2 separate regions of the Homo sapiens genome follow, and region 2 is linked to region 1. Evidence: chromatin contacts called from ENCODE Hi-C data. All regions are on one chromosome and are shown on one strand. Each heading gives the region's core, a stretch centred on a gene start or an enhancer-like site at or near the end of the contact. The rest is flanking DNA. Distances are from core to core; before and after follow the strand shown. Region 1 overlaps LOC105369912 (a long non-coding RNA gene). Region 2 overlaps CRADD (CARD and death domain containing adaptor protein).

Region 1 (6,758 bases), core at 2,432-4,931:
GTGGCCAGATCACTCCAACCCCTGCCTCTGTGGTCGCATTGCCTCTTCCTCTTCTGTGGGTTTCCTCTGTGTGTCTCCTATAAGGACACTTGTCATGGTATTTAGGGCAGACTCAAATAATCCAGGATGGCCTCCTCACCTTAAGATCCTTAATTTAATTACATCTTCCAAGACTCTTCTTTCAAAGAAGGACACATTCACAAGTTCTGGGAATTAGGACATGGGCATATTTGGGGAGGGGGACCTCCAATCAACTCACTACTATCGTCAAGTGCATACTCTTAAGCAGTTCAAAGTTCGCAACTCGGTTATTTTTCACCTATTTTAGAAAGAGGTTGATTTTACACACCACATTGTTCTTTCAGTGACCGACATCTTATAAAACCCAGAAGTAAGTAAAGAGCATTTATTGCCATGGTAGCCAGTTTTGTCACTGAGAAACAGCCCAATGTATGTTCACACTGTCGTATTAGGAAAGCAAAAAGAGTAATTATATTAAAATAAAATACAGCTTCCTCTCTTCTTTCTTTCCTTTATTATTTCTGTGACTGACAGTCTATCAGATGAGGCTTTTTTTTTTTTTTTGCTGAGGTTGCTCATACAGACCATGTTGATGTCTCTAGAGGTTCTGCATGTAAGGAAAGCCAGATTTTTCACCTTTGACAAAAGTGGAATTTTTCCATTTAATTCTGCATTGACTAAGGTCTTCTGGGAGATTCTGTGCAGTCTCTGTACCTGAAATGCAAAGTCATTGTGAAAGAAGCTCTACGACAGAATAAAAATTATTACAATTCCAAAGGAGTTGGCCTATAATTAATTGTATTTTAAAAGGAGTTTCATTTGCTTTACTGCTTTTTTGGAAGAATTAAATGTAATTTGATCTCTGGGAGAAAATACCAACCTCTTCATGTATATACTTGTTTTGTTTTTTTCCTAGCATTTGGTAAAAGTTAATGAGGCACATTTTTTTGGTATTGTTAGCACAAGTCCTTACTCTTGGTGTGAAAATATATTGACATTTGCTACCGTTTCTATATCATGTGTAAGTGATAGAGGAAGGGAAAAAGAGAAAGAATAGCAATTTGTTGTCATGGAAATGAATTAATACAAAACTGGTGGTTTGTACTATGACTTGAGATGCTTGGGAAGGGGGAGGAGGAAGAATGATAACATCTATATGATCACAAAGCCAAAATTCTTAGAGAAATACTGGCAAATATCTGGAGTGATTTTTATTCCCCATCTATCTAAACCCCTCACATGTTAAACCTATGATGATCTAACAGAACCAGACAAGGCCCTAAGAACTTTCACGTCTCTGAGCAAGGCACAGCCAAGTGCAGTGTTGGTAGATTCTGCATCCAGTCTCCGCATTTCTTGGACAAGTTTGACTCCAACTTAGATAAAAATAACAGAGGCATTTTTGGGCGGGCACAGTGGCTCACGCCTGTAATTCCAGCACTTTGGGAGGCTGAGGTGGGCAGATCACGGGGTCAGGAGATCAAGACCATCCTGGCTAACACGGTGAAACCCCGTGTCTACTAAAAAAATAAAAATACAAAAAATTAGCCAGGCATGGTGGCGGGCACCTGTGGTCCCAGCTACTTGGGAGGCTGAGGCAGAAGAATGGCATGAACCCGGGAGGCAGAGCTTGCAGTGAGCCAAGATGGCGCCACTGCACTCCAGCCTGGGCGACAGAGCCAGACTCCATCTCAAAAAAAAAAAAAAAAAAAAATACAGAGGCATTTTCAGCAGCTCCCCTTCACTTCCTGCAATTAGATTGGCTGCCCAATTTCCACTAATGCCCCATTTTCTGGCAAGTAAAACCACCATCACGGGATTAACGAGAATTACAAGTCAGGTTTTAGGCAGAATTATCTTTAGGCATTGACCAGGGCACATTTTGACCACTCCCTTGCAGTTGCTAACTAAGAGTCATATAATAGCACACTGACTACCTGCACCCATCTGGAACCCATTATTCCTATAGATAGAATCTCTGACAATAGACCATTTTACCCATGAATTGCTTAGGGCGTTTTTCAAATCCAGCAGAATGGCTGACGCCAACAAATGTAAAGACCCTCACCAAGGAACCAATTCAGCATAGGAATGCGGTTTCTTCAATACGCTGCCTGTCCCGTGACTTCACCCTTCACTTCTCAACAGATCAACAATCCCTACACGTTAGTCCATCACCTGTACAGACTCCTTAGAAACAGTATCCCCAAACCTCTTGCGGAGATGGATTTGAGGTTTTTTCTCATCTTCTCCTTTAGCTGTCCTATGATTATTAAACTCTTTCTCTGCTGCAACCCCCAGTGTCTCAGTATGCTGACTCACTGTGCATCAGGCAATGAACCTATTATAGTTACAGAAGGACTGTAAATCACAGAGTTGTCCCTTGTGGCCATGTCTGGACTATTGACCCTAGCTCCTAATCTACTTCCAGCCATTGGATCAGGGGTGGAACCTGGCTTAATTTGACCAGTTGCAGTAATTTGCTCCTTTGGGCATGGTTCATTGGTCCTGGAGTGGCCATCTGAGACAAACCAAATTAACCACGATTGTTCCCCAGAACTTTTCAAACTGGAACTAAGAAAAGAGAGCTGGTTTCATTTTGGAGGTGAAGATGTGGGCTCTGAGGCCTGGAATCTAAATGTGACCATGTGACCTACCTGTTAAAGAGATCATTTTAAGAGAATGAAGCATGGAGTGGCAGATGAGAGATGGGGAGAAATTCTACTGGCAGAGAATGTAAGTTCCCAATTCAGTTGTCCTCATAGTCCAGCTGCACTTCACATCTTCCCGCAGTTATGAGAATCCACCTCCAATAAATTCCCATTGCCTGACTAAATTATTTAAAGATGGGTTTCCATGCATAGAAATCAAAAAAAGTTCTAACTGGCTGGGTGCTGTGGTTCACACCTGTAATCCCAGCACTTTGGGAGGCATTGGTGGGTGGATCACTTGAGTTCAGGAGTTCGAAACCAGCCTGGGAAACATGGTGAGACCCTGTCTCTGAAAAAAAAAAAAGTTTTAACTAATATACCTCTCCTTACCCTTTTTGATTGTGACTTAAAGTATTCTCAGTTAAGTTCTAAGCATCTTAGGAGATGCTAGAGGCATGGGTGAGCCAAATAAATGAAGTCGCAGAGCCCCGGCATATTGCTGTGTTATGTGAGGCCAGAGGAAACCCAGGGAGTTCTTCAATGGGAATATTCTATTTTGATTTGCTGAGATCTGCTGAAGGCTCCTTCTTGGGTTAAACACAAGTATTCCCCCAGCTTGCAGAGACGTTTTTGTTTTGTTTGAAAAAGTACTGTATCAAATGCAGTCCTTTGGTTGGCAGAGCTCCTTATATATCTTCTACATCTCTTGTGGCACTTTCACATCCATTATCACATTTTTACCTCTTAAGCGTTCCTAGAGGTGAGTGAGGCCAAATGGTACATTACTATTTTAAAAGGAGGAGGCAACTGCATTCCAGAAGGATTAAGTGTTTTGTTGAGAGCTACTGAGTTTGTCCAGGACAAAATCAGCCTGAAAATTGGGTTTCCTGACTCTCAGGATTTAATCCGTGCCCTACCCACATTTGACCAAAAACAAATGAGTCTTGCGGCTTCTCTGGTTCTTAGTCTGAGAAGGCAAAGACAAGGGGCTGGGAAATGCCCCTCCAACTGGCCATGTGGACTTGTAATAAGCATGTAAATACCATGCTGGGACATGGCGGCAAGGCTCATTTGCTGCCTTCTCACAAAGTGGAATGGGAGAATTCGTTGCACGGTATTAACCAATTGGTTGCCTAGTAGTCTGGTGAAGTGTATTAAGGACATTACCAGAGCAATGTAAGCTAAGGCCAAGGAGGACAGTCTGACCAGAGGAAGACCACAGAGTATGTGTTTCTACATTTACATATGACTCAGGAGAGTTTGGCATCATAGCTGGGACCATTTTCCAAACTGAAAGAAGGAATTTCTCTACTTGCGAGGGTGGCTGGGCAGGCTCCATGGAGACAGAAGTTTGCCTGCAGAATTACTTGGCTTTGTGTATAGCTAGAGGTGGTCAACTACACTTCCCCTTCCAACAGGCAGCCAATTGGAGAGGGCTAGGGTTTGCAGATGGCTCTTCTGCTCTTCTCACCATGGCCCTGGCAAAAGCAACCATTCAGACTCCATTTGTGGTGAAAGGAAACACAGTTGAAGGGTATGTTTTACCAGGGATGAAAACCAAGTGAACCCAGGAATATATCGTGAGGCTCCTTTTTTCAGCTCAAGGCCCTGAAAAGAAAACTGAACTTTGTTGATAGTATTTGACTATTGTTCGTGTTTAAGGGCCTCCAAAATTTGGAAATGGGGGAAACAGGACTGACTTTTTAAGTGCTTAACTGTAATAACTGTAGTATTGGACTAAATGTGAAAGATCAACGGAAAAAGACAGGATGACTTCCAAAGCCCTTGGACTAGCTGGGAGTGGGAGGATGGTGGTGCAAGGGGAGGCAGTGGTTGGGATGGGCAACTGTGGAAACAGAGAAAAAAGACAGACACAGAGACAAATATTGGTGGTGCTCATTCAAACACTTCCCAATGGAAAAGAAGCCTTAGCCAATGGATTTTGGGGGTGCAATGCCACTCCTAGTGGGTAAATGTATCTAGAGGGGTATAATAGCTCTTGTGTTTGTGCCTTCACATTCTGTCTGTAAGACTATCTCTGTGTGACATGAAAGATGTACTGAGTAGCTTACTTTGCTACTGCATACCTTTGGCTTATCCAATTCTCTTTGATCTGATGTCACACTCAACAAGTAATCTCCTGATTACTGTTTAGCTCCTACAGGGAAAGAATGTATTGATCCTAGAAACTTCGGATATTCTTGTCCTTCTAAAGATGGTTTCTTACGAGAAGTGAATAACTTGGCATTCTGATGTTTTATATCAGCCTTTTGAATGTAATTAGCATGAGCCTGCCCTGAGAGACGCATGGCATGATGTGTTGACAAAGTCAGGTCTGAGCTCACCAGTCTAATTATCCAACTACTGATGATTGTAAATTTGTAAGGTAATAAATGATACACTGTCAGGCCATTTGGGAGACGGCCGGCCAACCTTCCCACAGTGGGGTATCCTGATATCACCCTGTAACTGAGAAATCACATTTGGAACTTTAATACAACCCTCTTTGAGGAAGAAATAGCTACAGCAAGGTAAAAATAGAGTGTTAGTGATAGGAGGTAGGAGTGGTGCTAAAAATGTTTATGGCATGAATATAGTAGCCGTGAGAATGTGTCTCACAGACTTCCAACCACAGGGAAGTAGCTGTGCTCTGAAATCTATTGTTATATTTGCACCGAGGCCACACTTCCAGTGGGTTGCTCCCAGTGACTGAGCATAGCAGGAATACTAAAGCGGGCCCATTCCTGGGAAACAAAAGACTCCTCTGATGGCTGATGTTGGCATGAGAACTCCCCAGCAGCCTTGCCAAATCTCTTCTAGATTGCCTAGCAGTCTAGAATGCTTCCAATCAAGCTTCCTTCCCATGCTCCTTCTTGGGGTCAGATTTTCATCATGCTCCTTACATATTTAGTCTTGTCTTTTCAAATTCCCTAAACAATCACAATGAAAAACATTGGATGAGATGTGAAAGGTCAATGGAAAAAGATAAGATGACTGATGACTTCCAAAGCCCTTGGACTGGCTGGGAGTAGCCAGGATCTTGCAGGAAAGAGATGGTATACTCAAATCGGGATACTTTGAGTACAGTTAAATAAAGGAATTGTTTTCAAAGTTATGGGCAGGGTATAGAGAAGCCACAAGGGAGAGTGTAGTTGTTCATGAATAGCTAGGTACAGCTCTCCACCCTAGGCCTGAAGGAGCAAGGGGAGAGAGCAGTTACTGAAATCCCAAGATTAAGAGGGCTGTGGGTAGAAGCTTGCCTTAAAGGCGCTAGGATCTTTGTATAAGGAATGCAGCCCATCTGCAGAATCCCCAAATGGAGTTGCTAAAGGAATCAAGACCCTTGCTTCCATGTACTGTCTCTCTCTGATCTCCTGCTTGCAATTGGCCCAGCCCAACTGGAAGCTGCAGGGAAATGAGCCTATTGATACCTCATGCGTTAGCCTCATGCATCCTACACAGGGAGAGAAAGGTGGAGAGTGGATCTGTAAAGGCAGGTGGGATGTCTCCAGCCGCAAGACAATGGTGCGCTTTTATGTGGTAGCAGCGAGCCTTCCCTTAAGGCTTTCCTATGGCAGCAATGACAAAAGAGAGCCCCGACCTGGGAAATGAAAGACACAGACTCCACTGAAGATAGTGTTGCGTGAAAGAAACAGCAAAGACTGTGAAAGAAATTCCAGCCCTGGTGTTCTGCCTGGACCTAGACAGGACCTAGCCCTGGATTGAAAACCGGAGCTATTGGTTTTTAGGCCTTGGGATATGGTGCTTTCTTCAGGATTGGACTCATGAGATAGTCTCCAAAGAGGTCAGTAGGTGGGAGGATATCTTTTCAGCCCAGAATGGGCTAATAAGATAAATTCAGAATTAAACTGCGACGACTGCTCAAAAACACAGAAAAGAAAAGGAACTGGATGGAAACAAAGGGAGAGCCTGCTGCTGGCATCTTTCTTTTTACCACTCTCCCCTGGGAGGTTTGTCCCTGTGGCATTGCAGTCTCAGTTGGAGACTTCTTGGAGGGAGCAGCAGAGCTTCTTGAGTCTAAACTGACATTGAAAAAAGGCTCTGTATTACAAGAATACATCTGAA
Region 2 (7,226 bases), core at 1,056-3,555, 230 kb before region 1:
AAACTTTATTGGAGGAGTTTGGCTAAAGATTCAAAAATATATAGAAGTAAAAATATATTTAAAACTGCACAGTTTTTACAACAGCATGTATGGCATTTGGATTCAGAATTTTAACTAGCAGTAACCTCATCTGTTTAGTAATGAATTTTAAAATAGAAAAAAAATCTGCCAAAACAGACCAGTTGTTTATTAGCTATTTAACTTTGATGAGCTGAAATGAGATAGTGAAGCAGAATAATTAGAACAACTTTTTTTCTCAACATCTAAATATTTCTCTTTTTCATTAACATTTCAGTTAAGTTTGAAGAAATTCCAAAAATGAGATTCTCATTAACTAAAAGGAATTCTAAGGGTTATAAGCCATCTACATTTTTTCTATGACCTGAAGACTTTTTTTCGAAAACCAATTTTGGGGGAGGATTGTCAGATTTACCTAAGGTTTTGGTTTTTAATTTAAAAAAATTTAAAGAAACTATCTTAGTGATTTTTGTCATCATTTTTATTTGTTGCCATGATTAATATATGGAAATAAGATAAATTGGATTCTATTTCTGTGAAAGCCATATTCTTAACATCAATGCCTACCTAAAAAATATACGAGTCACACTTGATCATTCAGAATCATTTTGAAATTCTCTGGTAATCTTTTAAAAAGCCAGCGTTGACTAGTATTATGTGGCTAGTTATATTTATTACAGCAGTCTAGTTATTGTTTGTGTAACTATAGTTTTTTTCTAATAGAAATAAAATGTCTATTTGCAGGATAAAAAGAAGTATGTATATTTGATGATTTTGTTGTAGAAAATACTTAATACCTTTTAAAAGCTGTTTGACTTTCGGTTTTAAAACAGCTGTGTAGCTTGGTGAGTCCTGCAGATTCCGGCTTTCTCTGTGGCCTTTGAGCCAAGTAATTTTTTGCAACATTTTCCTTTGCTTTCTTATAAACACTCAAAAATTATACTTGCTTTTCCTGAAGGCCAGCTATTAAGTTAGAAAGCACCAAAGGTGTTATGAAATTGCCCTTTATTTTTTCGTACATCAGGGAGGAATGATAGATTTTGTGTATCTCTTGTGTGTCATTAGAACAGAAATATTTAGGGCTGCTAACTCCCGGAGTTGTGTACTTACCCTTATTACAGATGCAATGATTTTGTCTGACTGCATTGCTTTAAGATGAGTTTTATTGCTTTCATGCTTAGGCAAGGATATTTAATTTTATTTGTGTTTAGAGTATCTTGTTGTAATATACTTCTCCCCCATCTTGTGCTCCTAAATTTGGGATAAGCATAGAATCCTTTTAAGAATGTAGGTTATTTTCCAGTTTACTAGAAAGCATGACACATATAAATTAGCGACTAAGGATTATAGCGTCCTTTCCTAAAGGTTATCATGAAAAAAAGTTAAAATGTCAAAGAAGATCCTACTCCAGTAAAAACAATTTACTCTGTAAAATCCTGATACCTCATAGGAAGCTTTGGATCTTGTTCTCAGCTACCAAAATTCTTTAAATATGAAAGTTAACATGACAGGAAAGTGGAATACACTCTGTGCTGAAGACCCACTGTTCAAGGTGTGTGGTTATTAATCTGGGTTTGAATTTACAAATTATATGGTCTGATTAATTTGTAGATAGGGGTCGGTGGAGGTTAGACGATGGGCTTTAGAACAAAGAGGCTGATAAAATACTACTCACAAGCCTTTCTGCTTGTTTGTGACTCTCTGGAAATGCCATTAGATAGTTCTCATAGCTATGGTCAAAATAAGTAGGCTTAGAAATAAAAGACATTTTCTCCCCTGTAAAAGGAGGCGGCTGGCCTGTGCTCTTTCTAGGCTCTTCCCAGAGACAGCAACCTCGGCTTCTGAACCCTTAGTGCTCATTCTATGCTCCACCGCGTCTCCTCTACACGCCATGATCTTTGTTATCTGATTTGCTAGCCATTGTTATGGAAAGTTCTCGACTGTAATGCAAAAAGCTCAGCCTTGGGTCCTTGCTAATGTCAGCAACCCAAAGGCGCCCCTCAAACCACCTCGAAAAGAAAAATCCTTTAAAAGATGTCAAACTCTCCTTTCATGTTAGCCCAAAATGAAGTTCCCGAGCAGCATCTGGCAGAGCAGGGTAATTCAATCTATTTTAATGCAAAGATTTTCCAAGAAGGCAGGAAGCCGTCAAGGAGAAGGCTTTGAGGCATCTGCTGTTTTGTTTCCAGATCCCTTGTGTTAATTTAATGTTTCTAGGGAACCCGGCTCTTTCTTTTTTCTCGGAATCCCTGCTCTAGGAACTGGTGAGTGCGGGGGCGCTGTGGGAGCTGCAGATAAGCCAGCGCTTGGCCGGGCACCCGCGGGCCGCGCAGCGGGGCAGGGAGGCGCGCGGCCCCAGCCGCCCTAGGGCGCCGGCTGCCTCTGCGGGCCCCGGCTGCCCAGCCCAGCGCGGGGAGGCGGCGCCGACTGCCGGGGGGCGCCTGCAAGACCTGTTTATTTGCATTTGTCCAATTTGGCTCAAGTGAAAGGTAAATACGGAGCGATCAGCTTGTCCTCACTCCAGCAAAACCAGGGAAACTCAGCTCCATCTCCAGGAAACAAACCCAACCCAAACCTGAGTGAAACGTAAATCTTGCATAAACAAACACGTTCTTTTGCTTCTGGGAAGGAACACCGGAGAAATGGGCATTCCTTCCGACTGCCCGCCTCCCACTGTCGGTAAAAATGAGCCGTCACAGGTTGCCGGCAATTTCTTGTTGTGTCCCGAGCCATTCCGCGGATCTTGTTTTGAAGGGGCGAGTCAGGTGTTTGTGCGGCTCCAGATCCTGAACAGGTTATGCGCTGGGTCCTTCCTTATCAGGAGGGGGGTCAGGCTGCCCTCCCATTCTCATCTTCCGCCCCAGACCAGAGGCTACACCAAAGTTCACTTTTGAAAAGAAATCCTGCAGAATTAAAAATAAATGTCTGCCCTTTAAAATAGTTTCGTTTTAGTATTATGCATATTTCTGTTTAGGAACTTGTAATGCTAATAATTTATGTTGCTATGACAATTGTCCTGCATACCTAATATTAAATTTAATGAATTAATGTGGCGTATAGAGTAATAGTAACTTAACTAGTACTCCGATAATGCCAGTATTCCCTGTGTTACTAAGTTAATGGAATCAGAATTTTGGAGTTACAATATAGAGGTTTTTTAGGCCAATTTTTCTATGGGATTCTAGGGATCTTTTTATAACATTTCTGCTTTTCGAAGCAGTCTATACCATTGCTGGAGAGCCGTAATTACTAGGATGCTATTTCTTTTTGTTTGTTTGTTTGAGACAGGGTCTTGCTCTGTCATCCAGGCCGGAGTGCAGTGGGTCCAACTCAGTTCACTGCAACCACCACCTCCTAGGCTTAAGCGATCCTCCCACTTCAGCCTCCCCAGCACCTGGGACCACAGGCCCTCGTCACCGTCTGGTTAAGTTTTGTATTTTTTAGTAAAGATTTGGTTTCGCCATGTTGCCCAGGCTGGTCTCGAATAGAACATTATTCCTTATAGTAAGCTGAATTCCCTGTGTAATTATTCTTACTGTCCCTTCAATAATAAAAGCCTAAAATTATTCTTACTCATATATTTTAGTGAGGGTGGTGCATGCTTGAAGACCGTGATGAGTGTTCTCTTCTTATATTCAGGGCAACTATGATCACATATTGGGCTCCAGATCCTTGCTTTATGCATCTTCTTTTGAATTGTTTAGAAACAATGGCAAAATTTCCAATTTCAAGGTAGTGCTTGAAATTATGCAATAAAATGTTATGTTAGCAACATTTTTTTTTATTTTAAAAATTCCTTTGATTATTTCACACTTATATCCTGTTCTCTGTTATGGTAGTTTTGTTTTCTATTTTATTTTTAGTTTCTATGTAATTTATTGTGCTTTAGCTGAAATCACTAAATAAAGATAAATGAGTTTAACAGACTCTTATGTGCTCATTTTTGGTTCTTTTTTGCTTTACCCCTTGTATTCGTTTTCTATTACGGGCATAACAGATTACCACAAATGTAGTGGCTTACCATATCCATTTATTTTCTCATCATTTCTGTGGGTCAGAAGCTTGGCACAGGATGGCTCTCCTGGCTTCTGTGCCCAGGGCCTTCACAAGGCTGAAGTAAAGGGAGCAGCAGGCCTGGACTTGTACCTGTAGGCCTTCCAGGGGAGAATCCACTTCCAGGCTCACTGGCAGAATTTAGTTCCATGTGGTAGTTGTACTGGGGGCCCAGTTGCCTTTCTTGGAGAGCACTAACTGCTGGCTGTTACCAAGGGTCTTCTAGAGGTTGCCCATCTACATCTTCAAAGGCAGCCACAGTGTGCAGAATTTGCTTTAGATTTCCCTGCCTTCCCCTAATGTGTTTCTCTTCTACTTTTAAAGGGCATGTGATTACAGTGGCCCAACTGGATAATCCAGGCTAATCTCGCTAGTCAACTTATTAGTAACCTTAATCACACTTGCAGTGTCCCTTCATAGCAGTACCTAGTTAAGTGCATGATTGAATAACTGGGTAATGGGACTTCTCGGGAGAGATCTTTGACATTCTGCTTACCATACCCCTCTGGGTACCACTTTGTTGTGATGGTAACCTCATAAGCAGCCATTTAAAAGAGATTTTAAGCATCTTAATTTTGAAAATTTTGCAAGGTAAAATTAAAATAAATCCAAGTAACATCAAATATTACTTATACATAATTCTAGAGGTTTAATAAAAACAATAAACATTCACCATAAGTAGTTGTTGCTTTTAAAACCCAAAGTTTTTCTACCTTGCAAAATCTTCCTTGATTTTCTTGTTTTGTTTTGGTATCACAATAGATCAGTTTCTAGTACCACCACTATATAAAATAAAAATAATAATTGCATTTTAAAAAGAATGGTTTTCCTCTGCACTCTGATTTTAACCATGGAAAGTTTTTGGTATATTCAAATATAATTCTATTAGATTCCAATTTTGAATAAGAAACTGGGTTCCCTGACCTAGCTGCCACTTACTCATATCTAAAATGTACTTGAATTTGCAGCTTCCAAGTTGGGCACATGTAAACCCCCTCTTCACTTCTTATAGAGCTGCATAATTCTTAAAGCTTGTGGTGACGGGAGGGCACACTTGCTTATACGTCCAAATTTACTGTTTATGGATCTCGATTACTGTTTTCTACTTAAATTCTAATTTTTCTCATTCATTAATTTTAACTGGACAACTATTCAGAAGTATGAATTACATATGGGCAAATTCTAGTGCTTTGAAATTACTGGAAAAAAAATAAATGGATGATCAACAGATGCAAGGAACAGAAAATGTTTGGCTTTTAGGGGAGTTTTATGAATACTCTTTTGGACTTCCCCACTTCCTTTTAGTAACTCCAATGTCTTCCAGTAACTCTAGCAAGGAGGAGGCCCAGGGAGAGAAATGGGGATCTCACAGTCTCATACTAGGAAGCTGTGCTATGGGGAAGTGACTGGTGGTCTGGAGATGTGAGGTAGAGGCATAGGCAGCAGGTATGTTGACACTTGAAACCAGTACCTCCTCAGCCCTTGCGGGAAATGTGATAATCCAATCTTAGCCATATATCTCAGGTGACTCTATATCTGAAACGTGCAATGTAGGTAAGGTACTTCTGTTGTTTCTCCTAATTTGTGACTATTTTCATATAATGAATGATGGTCGTGGGCATTTTGGTATAGAAGGTTTTAATTATGGCTCAGTATTTGTGTAATTAACCAAGTGGAATGATTTAGAGTTCTGATATTACTGAAGTCTTTACAGCTGGAAGTCAATGGATCCATGCCAGTACATTATTAAGTATACAATTACTTATTTGCCTATTTATCCCTTCTCCACCTTATTACAAAAAGATATTGAGGAAACTTACACACATACACACACTATTACCACCACCACCTAAAATGAATAGATGAAATTAAGGTAAAGGGAAAATAAGGCTAGGAGAAAAATAACCATGCTAGGATGAATAGGGTTAGGGCAAAGAACATGTAATATAAAATTCTATATGGGGCTAGAGCTAGGCTGTAAATTTGGCTCTGGATTTTCTAGCAGCCAAAACAAAAAGAGAGAAAATTAATGAGCTACAGGATTCACCATATTCATAAAATGATTAAAGAAGATTGGGATTTTCCCTTGAACCCATCTTGTTTGAAGTGGGGGCATTTGATGCTTTCTTTCTGCTAGAAAGGTTAACTCTGAGTTGCAATAAAAATCATAAAAACACAACTTTGGCAGAAACATAAATGAACAGTATGACAGAATGGAAGCAGTTCACAGGATTTCTAATATTACCTCTCTTTTCCTCGGTCCACATTCTAATATTCCAATATGCTCCTCAGCACACAGAGTGGTCCAAGAAGATTGGCCATTCTTTCCGGAAGTTGGACTTCCCTGAAGATTATGTGGGAATGGGACGTGGAACCTGATAATTTTTTTTGCAGAATGAAAACTTTTATCATGAAGAATTTTTCTTTATTGCATACTTTTATACAGTTAGGCCCCAACCCGGGAATTAGTGGTATTCCAAAAGTTCCTTTTTAAGTTGCTTGTTTGAAATTAAGAATGTATTTCCCTCCAAAAATGATGTTGGCTACAATCTAATTTCAGACTTGCGATGAACCCAAGGTTCAAAGAGGTTAAATCTGAATAAATACAGTTCTACAATTCTGTATTCAAAGCCATTGAGACCAGATTTTGCTGAATTTGGATTTTTTTTTTTTTTTGAAGAAGGAAAGAAGGATAATATTGTGCATGTACCAGTCATATAGCAGTGTGGTCTGGAGCAGGATCCTATAATCAAGCACATTAATATTTCTGCAGTGAAACTGATGAATATTCACACGCAGTGGATAAATAAAAACTATAAATAGCCTCATGTCAGTTCAGGTCAGGTTTGTCACCAAATGAATTCAGGCCAAATGAGTTCAGGTCAGGTCAGGTTTTGCTGCCAAATGAATTATAAAAAAAAAAGAATGGTTTTCACCACTTTTGGGGTTTCAGATTAGTGGATCTTTATTACACTTTTTTTAAAATAAAAAGGCACTAGTATTATAAACTTTAACCACAATGTAATGTTATTTTATGGAAAAACGTATTGAATTCCTATTAAGGAAGCCAATAAGTCATTGCTGTATTGCGGCCCTGTAGCAAAAATGGAGTGTTTCCATCAGGCTGGAGTCAGAGCAGAAAAGGACCTCCTCTG

What was found. A loop is a pair of places that touch in the nucleus more often than their neighbours do. Pooled maps may share reads with other maps.
Region 2: a loop to region 1 is called in a map of heart left ventricle, with 2.8 times the contacts of the local background. The contact joins two enhancer-like sites. A Hi-C loop is called at or near these places in 5 of 168 maps with a recorded cell type or tissue (ascending aorta, dorsolateral prefrontal cortex, heart left ventricle and 1 more), 6 of 37 single-sample maps with no recorded cell type and 14 of 50 pooled maps.

Annotation. Positions count from the first base shown.
Region 1 is chr12:93,969,115-93,975,872 of GRCh38, forward strand. It overlaps LOC105369912 (a long non-coding RNA gene), which reads right to left. Exons shown (of 3, transcript XR_001749263.2): 3 at 562-735. Among named protein-coding and RNA genes, the nearest start is that of PLXNC1, 180 kb to the right of the region's middle. Within about 2 kb of position 3,682, at least 2 of the 41 ENCODE cell types and tissues checked have a DNase peak (open chromatin) inside an H3K27ac peak, as active enhancers do; they include ascending aorta, where a contact is called at or near this core.
Region 2 is chr12:93,740,051-93,747,276 of GRCh38, forward strand. The region is part of intron 2 of CRADD (CARD and death domain containing adaptor protein); the gene reads left to right. Among named protein-coding and RNA genes, the nearest start is that of CRADD-AS1, 5.8 kb to the left of the region's middle. RefSeq lists enhancers at 1,268-2,224, 2,225-3,181 and silencers at 2,268-2,437, 2,468-2,557. Within about 2 kb of position 2,306, at least 32 of the 41 ENCODE cell types and tissues checked have a DNase peak (open chromatin) inside an H3K27ac peak, as active enhancers do; they include ascending aorta, where a contact is called at or near this core.